2 separate regions of the Homo sapiens genome follow, and region 2 is linked to region 1. Evidence: chromatin loops called from intact Hi-C (ENCODE). Cell type or tissue: endothelial cell of umbilical vein. All regions are shown on one strand.

Region 1 (5,000 bases):
TCATTTTTGATAGAATTTTGCACAGTAGGAATACTCATTAATGCAGGGTAATACAGTGTGATAAGCAGCTTAGACATCAAAATAGTAAAAAGGAAAAAAAAAAGCCAGTTGGTCTACTTTTTATATGAGTAAGATAAAACTTAAAAAATTAAATACCTGAAGAAATTTGAGAAAACATTTATTGGCATTTTAAAATTATGTCAAATCAAGAGCATCTATTCTCTTGTCAGTTTCTACTTCAGAGATCTCAATTCTAATAAAAAAAATCACATTTCCATCCTATGTTTGATCATGATACATTAAATGCATTTCAATATTCAAAATGAATTTAAATATAATTTTAATACTTTTACTTATTCTACAATTACCCTCCTAAATAGAGAGTATGTCTGTGTATACATTTTTTTTTACTACTATATGAAGTATCTGAAATATTTCAATTTTTTTCAGCATTGGTAAAAGAAAGGCAAAAGCCCATCAGCTACTAACCATGTGCACGTGGGTCATTTTATGATCTTTAACTAGAAAATACAAAATGATCATATAATTATCTATTGTATGTTAAAATAAATGGCAAATGAGGTTTGTCCATATACTAGGAGAGAAATAAATAAAAGGCAATCGAGTAATTTCAGAGTATTATCAAACAATTTTGCTTTCTTTAGGGGGCAAGAAAAAGAAAGAAGCTACCATTTGAAGGCCAGCAATGAAAGGGTTAACAGACATATGCTGTATAATTAGGAGATGCATTAATGATTATGAATAGTAAATGATTTGGTGCAAAGAAAAAAATTTTAGTCAAAGGGACATGTACCTATCTTACATGTTTATTAGTAACTGTATATAACTAGAAAATTCTGCTATTAAGAATCTTGCATTATTGGTGTAAATACTTCCAAGGGTACATCAAATTGTAATCTTTCATACGACATCCATCAAACCAGGCTGGAGATTTTGACAAACATTAAACACAGTAAGGAGGCAATTATGTATGCATGATTTAATCTGCAACTAATTAATATGCAAATTTATTCATATGTTAGTTACTAAATTAAAAATGCAAAGAAGCCCTTATGGTGATTCTCGAAATTTTGCACAAACAGAACATTTAAAATGTAAGAAAAATGAAGTTTTTTAGAAAACTATAACACACTTTTAGTGTCCCCAGAACCTGTTGCATTAAGAAGACTCAAAAATATGTGTTTAAATACTAGATAATAATTTAAAAGGTGTGCTAATTTTACGTGAGAATGTGGGAACAGAAAGGTTAATCAGAATTCTCTCGAACTCTTAAGAGATACACTCTAATTACCAGACAAATGGTATTCTATTTCTAAGCTTCCTTCCCTGCTTTTGGGTTGTCAGAAGTTGGTCATCTTACTGATATCTTATATAAATGGTTAGGAGTTTTGAGGGGAATAAATAGTATTTGAAAGCAACCAGATATAATGAAAATTTAGGGTAACTCTGAGACCATTTGGTGTTCACTAAACATACAATTCGCTCAAGATGGCAACTCGCTCTTTTTGCCTTTGGGGAACAGCTCTTTGCAAACAGAGAAATGGGAGGAAAATCTTGAGAGAGGCTAGAAATTCTACCAAACTCTCTTCCAAATGAATCTTCAAAGAAAATAATGTGGCTAACCAAAAAGCAACAACCTCCCAAAAAAGCAGAAGGTAATTTTATCTGAATTCAATCTGGCTATTTTAGTCCTACATTTTCCAGACAGTCCAAAATTGATTTGAATCCTGTATGTGAGATGAGGGGTGCGGAGTGGTGATAATTTAAAAATATCTTTGGGTGTCTGTATACAAGGGAGTATCCCTTCAAGTGCACTATATATTATTCTTTGGTATTATTGCCTTATGCCAGAACCTGATTCCCCTAAGACTGCCTAGTGATCAGCAGTGAGATTTTGTATGGATCACCTCTCATCTGTTTACCTTTTTCATCCGACGTCCGATGGCCATGTACATACACACAAAGCTCCTGGAGCTGGCTCTTGGAACAGCTGTACTGGCCTCAAGAAATCAACACAAGTCAACTGTATGAGGAAGCACAATAACAGCATCTACGGCTCTTCCTAGGGCACTGAACTCTCACCCATGTTAAAAAAAAAAATCACCATCAGTCTCGCTGCTGCCAAGTGACACACAAAAAGGAAGTTAACCATTGGCTGTGACTTGCATTCACAGTCTGACTCTGATTTCCCTGCTTCCCTTAGCCCATTCTGATGCCAAGCGGACTACAGCTTGCCCATTTCATTTCGACCACGGCAGCCAAAAAAAGCACTGCCCCACCGTGCGACGACAAGCAGTCTGTTTTGATATTAGTACCTCAGTATGTGATAGAAGAGAGTCAGATGTCCTCAAACTATGTGCCCTCCCCCGAGGGACTCTCTCCTGGCCCTCCTTGGCCAGAGAGATGGCAAGCGTGCCACAAATCCTTAGCTTTGAAAGCACAGGGGACGGAGAGGCACTATCCGCAGGCTCAGACAGAAATGGCCATGAGTGCCTCTTCTTCCGGGGAGAGGATTCAGGCCCTCCAATTCCACACTCTAGTCTAACTGGAAATATTAACTCAGATTCTATTCACTCCCTGCCAGCATACAAAACACAAACTGAATTACATAAGAAAAAGAGTCATTTTCTTATATAATTAAATTGTAGTAAATGCTAGTAAGTAAACATCAGGTTTCCTTCTTTTTCTTTCATGAAAGACAGAGGAATATATGGGGTTCCCGAAAATTGATTTTTTCATTGATTCTTAGGGAGGAAGATGAGAGTGAAGTATTCTCCCCCCCACAACAAATTCTGATTTATTTGCTAAATGTACGGAATCTGACTGTAACCTGGTTTAACCTCTGAATGTGCCTTGTAATGTTCTAGTTCTCTCCAGCACTAATAGATCATGCTTTTTATAATTCCAACGAGGCATCGTCAGGTGAGGACTGCAATTGCTGGGCATTTCAAAAGTCTGAGAGTACCCTGGGCATCTTTAATTTTTACAGGTGACTCAATTTTTGTTGTGACCAGAACTGAACATAAAGCTTTTAAAAGCTTAAATGTACACATTTATGCATTCATTACACAGTGTTAAATCTAATTTGTTCTTTTTACTGTCACAGGAAGCACATGTTTAAAGCAATCTGTTTCCTCATGTGAATGCTTTCCTGTCTGTTTAAAAAAAATTGCGACACACTTTACCCTGAGTAACCAAGAGGTGATCATAAATATCCCTAAATAGCATTAAACAGATATGAAAGACATTAACACTTTCAGAATGCCAAAGTAGTATTAAAAAAAAATTCTAACAGATGCTCCTAGGTCAAAAAGTGAAATGTGTGTTTCCTGAAAAAACACTCTCATCAGAATCATAAATGAACTGTGAGTGGAGAAGTGAGGTGTTGCTGAACAAACCAGGATCCTTTTGGTGAGGAACACGGCAATCCACTGCCAACGTGTACTTGCCATAAAAAGCCAAATCGAAATGGAAGTTTGATGAAAACCAATATCCTTTGTAATCCACAAGGTGGCAATGACTACAAATGAGGGGTGGCTAAATCGGATCTATCGGCTTTCCAGAGAAAAATTATCTCTGTGAACTGAAGCATCAGTCCCTGTTCAGGGTGTACACGGAAGAAGTTCAGGGCTCATCAGCCAACAGGGACTTTTCCCGAGGAATCTAACTCAGTGCCTGGTTTTTCTGCAAATTAAAATTGGCTGGGAAAAGACATTCATTGTGGAATGTGGAGACCACGCTTCCGCTCACACCTCCCCCCTCCCTACTTTCAGCAGATGTTTTTTTCTTTAAATGCAAGAAGAGTTAACTAAATCAGCCTTTATATATAAAAAAAAGTGTTTTAAGTTTCTCATAGCCGATGATCAAAAATACCTTTTCTTTTGTGAATTCAACAGGGGCACTGAGAAAAGATACATTATAATGCGTCAAAGGCTACAATCTAGCCATTCTTTGACTTTACCTTAAAACATCTGTACAAATATTCCTGCTCAGTGTAAGAAATCTACCTAAGCAGTCCTAAACAAACTGAACTCTGTTTACTTTATAAAAGAAACAGACTGCCACACAGGTCTACCTAGTCCACACATCTTCATCTTGCCAGGCAAAGCTAATATCTTAGGCCTAACCTTCAGTTTTGCGGGGGGATCTATAGCCAGCCCCACCAAGGGGCTGTGCATCACTTGGGCAGACCCGTTCCCGGCCTATTAGAGAATACCACTGACACAAAACAAAAGAAAAAGCACGTATCTCCTTATCACTTAGAGGCAAGGCTGATTTAGGCATAAACAAATTATTGGCCAAGGGAACCACAGTATAAGCAGCTCCGGGCATCACAGCCGATGTACCAGTTCAAAAGAGAGAAGATAAAGTATTTCCAACACAAACTTTGCAGACCACTAGGTCTAATGATTAAAAGGGCTGACTACGTGTCTTGGTTTGATAGAGATGGGTTTGCAGAGCCTGGGAAACACAGGGAGACCCTGTCTCTACCAAAAAAAAAGAAAAAAATTAGCCAGGTGTGGTGGTTGTGAACCTGTGTACCCAGCTACTCAGGAGCCTGAGGTGGGAGGACCGCTTGAGCCTGGGAGTTTGAGACTGCAGTGAACTATGATTGCACCACTGTACTCCAACCTAGGTGACAGAGCAAGACCCCATCTCAAAAAAAAAAAAAAAAAAAAGCAATATTACATAATTTCAGAAAAAGCAAGTGACCTCTGTTAGGTAAAATTCTTTTGAACATAGCTGAGACCCTGGTCTTAGTTTCTATTCTACTGCTAACTACTCCTAAGTAGGCTGCCATGTTAGATTTGTTTCTCAAATGCCAAATGAAAGGTAGTTACCTTGTTACTGATAATAGCATGACAGTGCTTTTTATTATGTGTAACAATAGTATGTAACATTCAAGGATATTACATAAATGCATTCAAACCCCAATGAGTACTTATTTTACAAATAACTGTGTAGCTAGGAAGTGACAT
Region 2 (5,000 bases), 240 kb before region 1:
ATTTTTATTGTGCATGGGGGCCTGCAAATTATGCAGCCAGTCCTGGGCCTCTGAATCTCCTGCTTGGTCCAAAGCAAAACTGATTGGTATATAACTTAGGTGATCTACTGATCCATGGATATGAATATGTTCAAAAATTGAGCTCATTGTCTCTTTTTTATTTGTTACGCTAAGAGTACCCAGACCCAATTTTTCCTTTAACAATGACATAATAATTCATAACATGTCTTGACCAATTACTACATGCAAGACATTGTTCTATATACTTTATACCTGTTAATTTGTGTAATCATTGCAACAATCCCATAAGTAGGTATTATTGTCTCTATAATAGTAGTAGTGGTTTTTATTGTCATAAAAACACCTACTCATTTAAAGATGAACAAATGGAGGCAGAGCATAGTTAAACAACTTATACAATTCAGAAGGGGTCAATCTGGAGTTAAAACCCACACACCTAACTTCCAAGTCTGTGCACTTCACCAAACCCTTTCAGTCTTTATTCCCAACTTTTCATTCATAGTGTTAGATATGTTTTTGTCACCTTTGTCCCTATTTACTTAACATAGTCCACCACCTGAAACCTGCCCTGTAGAGAGCTGCTGCAATGCTGCAGGAAGAAGACATCCTTCTCCACATGAACCTTCAAAGACATCCTGTGTGAGGGCTTAGGGATCCATAACCTATTTAAAAGTCAGTGGTCAGTGCATACATCTCTCCCACATGGGAAATAATAAGAGCATTGTGACGTGGGCACAGAACAAACATGGTCCCATCCTATGGTCTTTTTCCTGTCCCCTTTCCCTTCCCACTACTCACATAGTTGAGTATCACCAGAACCTTTACTCCTCTTCCAGAAGGGTTGAGTTGAGGTTTGCATTTAGCCCATTCCTCATGCATCTGGTTGAACATTTGGTCACTGTTCAGAGAGAGTTGTACAGTGACTTCTCTCTCCCAGCCCTCCTGTTTCCTCAGATGGTTTAAGTAAGTGAGATCACCAGTAAGATTTGCAGCCCGAGTTCTGCTAAGAGGGTCTATCAGCGTGTGTCTTTGACACAAATCACTGCAGATATAAAAGAATAGAGATGGGAGAGTGGACTTTCAACTTTTCTTATCACTGGAAGTTTTTGAGGAAATGAATCTTTGGCAAAACCCAAATATGCAAAACAATAGAGCAGTATTATAGTAAAACAAATTTATTCCTTCAAAGCTTTGTCACTATTTACTCCCTATGAAGTCAGCCAAAGTGGCAATGGGAGAATGTCTAGAAACATAAACACTGTTAGTGTTTGAGTGAAGTTTGTAGATAGCAACGTAAGACTTATTCAGCATCCATGTGATGCTAATCACGTATTTTTAAAAATTCTGGAGCAGCAATTCAAATTTTAAAATGTGGACTTCAGACTATAACAAAAGATCTCAAGTCCATGCGGAGGAGAAAAATGACAAAGTTCCATACTTACAGCTGTCTTTCCGGGAAAGGTAAAAGAACCAAAATGTATTGGACTTGACAAAGTGCTAGGTAAACAAAGCCATGAGGATTAAGGTTTAGGCTCCAGTGATTAGTAGGGAAGTACAGGATAATAAGCACAGCAGGATGTCCCTCAAGGTGCTTCAGACTCCGGCTGTGTTTATTATCCCATATCAGTATGGAAATCTATGCCTGACTACATTTATGGTGTCATTTAGAACTTTAAAATAGGCACTTATTCTCAGAAAAGGGTTACTAAATTATTCACCCTGTAAGGTTTTCTTGATTAGCATAATTCCACCCATTATCTGCCTTATCAAGAATACCTTTCCACTGTAGGGCATGTGCTCCAGAGAGACGTTCAGGGGTACAATTTCATGGCGTCACGTCAATCCTGAGATACCCACCTTTCGCTAACTTGAAAATAAAATCCCCTTTTATAATTTGCAAAGTAAACTTCTCCAGGTTGACACTTTTCCTGTTGAGGAACACAGTGAGGGATAATCTGTATATTCTTCCCCTGGTTTTCTGCCAAATAGTTTACTTTTTTTATGACCTTTGATGTTAACTTTTTACTTTTCAAAAGGAGAATGCATGACTATCAATGGGCAGAGCCTTCATGTGGAATTTGGGATTTTTTTCATAAGTGCTAAGAAGGCTACGTAGAGAAGCAAGTGTGTGTTTAACTAGAAATGGGGTGATCAGAGGGAGAAAGGAGGCCATGGGGGTCTCATCACTTAACACTAATGGTGCCTCTTCCTGGGAGCTTTTGCGTACTCATGCCTTCATTTCTTTATGCTCATCCATGTCTCTTAAGCACGCCAAGAAGTTTCTGAGCCCACACTAGATGGCAGCATGGTTTACTGGTCATGTGGGCAGAGCCAAGGCCCCAGCAGCCTGAGCCCACATGATGCTCATCCTTGCTTTCTCTCTCTCTCTGTCCCTCTGTCTGTCTCTCTGTCTCTCTCTCTCTCTCACATGCACACACGCACACACACGCACACACACACACACACACACACACACATCTTCTAAAGGGTCCTAGCTTTTCCAATGTCATCTGCAACTCTATCTGGCAAAGTGGGTAAGAGTTGGAAAATCCCCCTGCAAATTGAAGCCATCCCTTCCACTGCACTGTCGGTTTGTCCAAACACTGAGAAAGGACTTTAACTTTGTGCAGCCCTGTTCCTAATCGCATCATCTGGATATCTGTGGTTTCACAAGGTGAATGAGGTCGCAGTTGCTTTATGTTTACTTTGTGAACACCAAAAAGGTCCTTTCGGTTCAGTCCACGCAATCTGCACTCTGTGTGTGTTTGAATCCAAATGCTTCTCTTTCAGAATTGAATATTCCATTTTAAAATGCCTTCCAGTTGCACCCAGGTTCAGCGTTCCTGTCTCAAAAGGAATGTGGAACGGGACCTCTACTCAGAAAGGGAGTGCCCATTGCAGTTTCAAGGGCTGAAGTAGGGGAATCTGACCATAGCATTTGAGAGCTGAATGGGAGCTTAGAGTACATCAAAGTCAGTCAATCTCATTTGACAGATAAGGAAACTGAGACCCAGAAATCTTGACTTGCCTAAGGCCACACAGCTCGTTAGAAACAAAGCCAGGACTGGAAAACTGGTTTCCTTATACTCTGTCCAAGGCCTTTCCCATTGCCCCAGTTGTGATTTATAGAAAGTCATAAATATAGAGCAGATGAAACCCCAGAGCCCTCAGAGCCCAGCTGGTTCACCCCCTGCCTACCCCACCCCCAACCAGCTCCATGAACCTCCATCCAGCCACGCTTGGACCCACCCATGTGCTCCATATCTCTGCCGCCAAAGTCCTCCTCCATGGCCAGGAAGGAGGAGGGATAAAGAGAAAGAGAGAATCGATATTCGTTGGGAAATTGGATTGCAGATACAGAAGTACTGAAATATTGCAGTACTTCCCTTGGCATTTCCTCTTGACCAGAGAAGGAAATACCAGAAATCTCATAAGCGAACCAATTTGGGCAATTTTTTTATACTCAGTATTCATACATTTCACATTTTTTTTCTCCAAACCTTTGAGTACTAATTCAAACCGTCCAGCCTCCAGGCCCCCTGGAGATTCACCTATCACTAAATATTGTTGATTTGCAAAACACACGGATTCTTTTTCTAGAACAGGCTCCGCTTTCATAGCTTTCTTCAGACGCTGAGCCTTTTCCCAATTAAGCGATGGCCCAGCTTCTCTCTGGTTAGGATTACAAACAAACACCACCACCCTTCTGCCTGGGCTCCAGTCACCCCTCCCTTCACTTTGACACATGGTTCTTTTGATCTCAACCCCAGACCATAGCAACAGGCTCCTAATTACTCACCAGCCATAAATCATGGCAGTAATGTGCTCCTTGCTAAGGAAAAGTAGTATTGTTGAGCCATCGGAGCCTGGAAAACTGGGTGTGTTTAGTGTTTCCAAAAGCAAAGCAGTCAGGGAAGGAAGGCAGGAAGAGAAAAGATGCTTTAAATGTTTGTAGAAATAGTTGCTTTGATGTTGAGCCCTCTCCCAGAGGAAGTCAAGAGTCTGCAAACTAAGTCTATATTTTTTCATATTTGGAGAGGTAATAAAATCCATAAGCCCTGCTAGAGGCAGGTGTAAGCTGGGCCTCCTAGAGTGAATACAAAGGAGATGTCCAAGTACTCAGAGTAAGCAGCACAAACATGCTTCTTGCTGTCTATCTCTTAATTTTGTTAATTTAATTTTAGTCACTCACTTGCATGGGAAATCTTAGTTCCTTCTTGTCCTTATGGAATAGTGGTTAATCTGGTTAGGTTTGACATTTTCACTGAGAAACTCTCTGGGAATCCCAAATTATTATTATTTATTTTAAGAGACAAGGATCTCCCTAGGTCGTCGAGGCTCGTCTTGAACTCCTGGACTCAAGTGGCCCTCCCACTTCAGCCTCCCTAGTAGCTGGGACTGCAAGTGTGAGCCACTGCACTCCCAAATTATTTTTTAAATTTGACCTGGACCAGGATGTGCTACTGAGTCTACACAAAAACCAATAATTCTAGTAAAACTGGTCAATGTTGGTCTGATCTGGGGACAGGTCACATGAACTCATTATCATCTTGCTAATGAGGTTTCTGGGTTTAATTGAACTGGAAATCATTCTTTTTAAATTTCAGGATGAGAAATACTGTATAAAGGCTAAGAATAACATATGGACATCCTTCCATTGGTCAATTCTCAGAAACAAATACAAAATATTATGGATTTTTTAAAAATTTAATTGTGTTAACGTTAGACATTCTACTTGGCTGTAACATACAGACAACACTGTGCTGGATAAAATTGTGAGATTTGTCTTTATTCAACAAATATTTATTGAAGATCTACTTTGGGCTAAATCCTGGGGTTATGACAGCTAAGAATTCAATAGCAGACAAGATTAATGTTATTTTTGCTTATATGGTACTTACGTCTAGAACAGGGTTGGCAAACATTTTCTGTAAAGGGGAAGATAGTAAATATTTTAGGCTTTGCAGGTCATACAGTCT

What was found. Hi-C counts contacts between places; a loop is a spot of excess contacts. Peaks named below come from ENCODE experiments on the same cell type or tissue, not always from the same donor. Only the 100,000 strongest peaks of a DNase experiment are listed, where the experiment ranks them.
Region 2: a loop joins it to region 1, with 5 times the contacts of the local background. A loop is called at or near these places in 7 of 110 quality-filtered maps.

What each region holds. Positions count from the first base shown.
Region 1 is chr18:55,335,904-55,340,903 of GRCh38, forward strand. All of the region lies in intron 8 of TCF4 (transcription factor 4), which reads right to left. Among named protein-coding and RNA genes, the nearest start is that of TCF4-AS1, 110 kb to the right of the region's middle. In endothelial cell of umbilical vein, no CTCF peak of the experiment used is centred here; DNase peaks (open chromatin) are centred at 2,168 and 3,378; H3K27ac peaks cover 2,925 bases.
Region 2 is chr18:55,094,160-55,099,159 of GRCh38, forward strand. No RefSeq gene overlaps it. Among named protein-coding and RNA genes, the nearest start is that of LINC03035, 11 kb to the left of the region's middle. In endothelial cell of umbilical vein, a CTCF peak has its summit at 2,307 (motif pointing right); DNase peaks (open chromatin) are centred at 2,322 and 3,772; H3K27ac peaks cover 1,853 bases; H3K27me3 peaks cover 292 bases.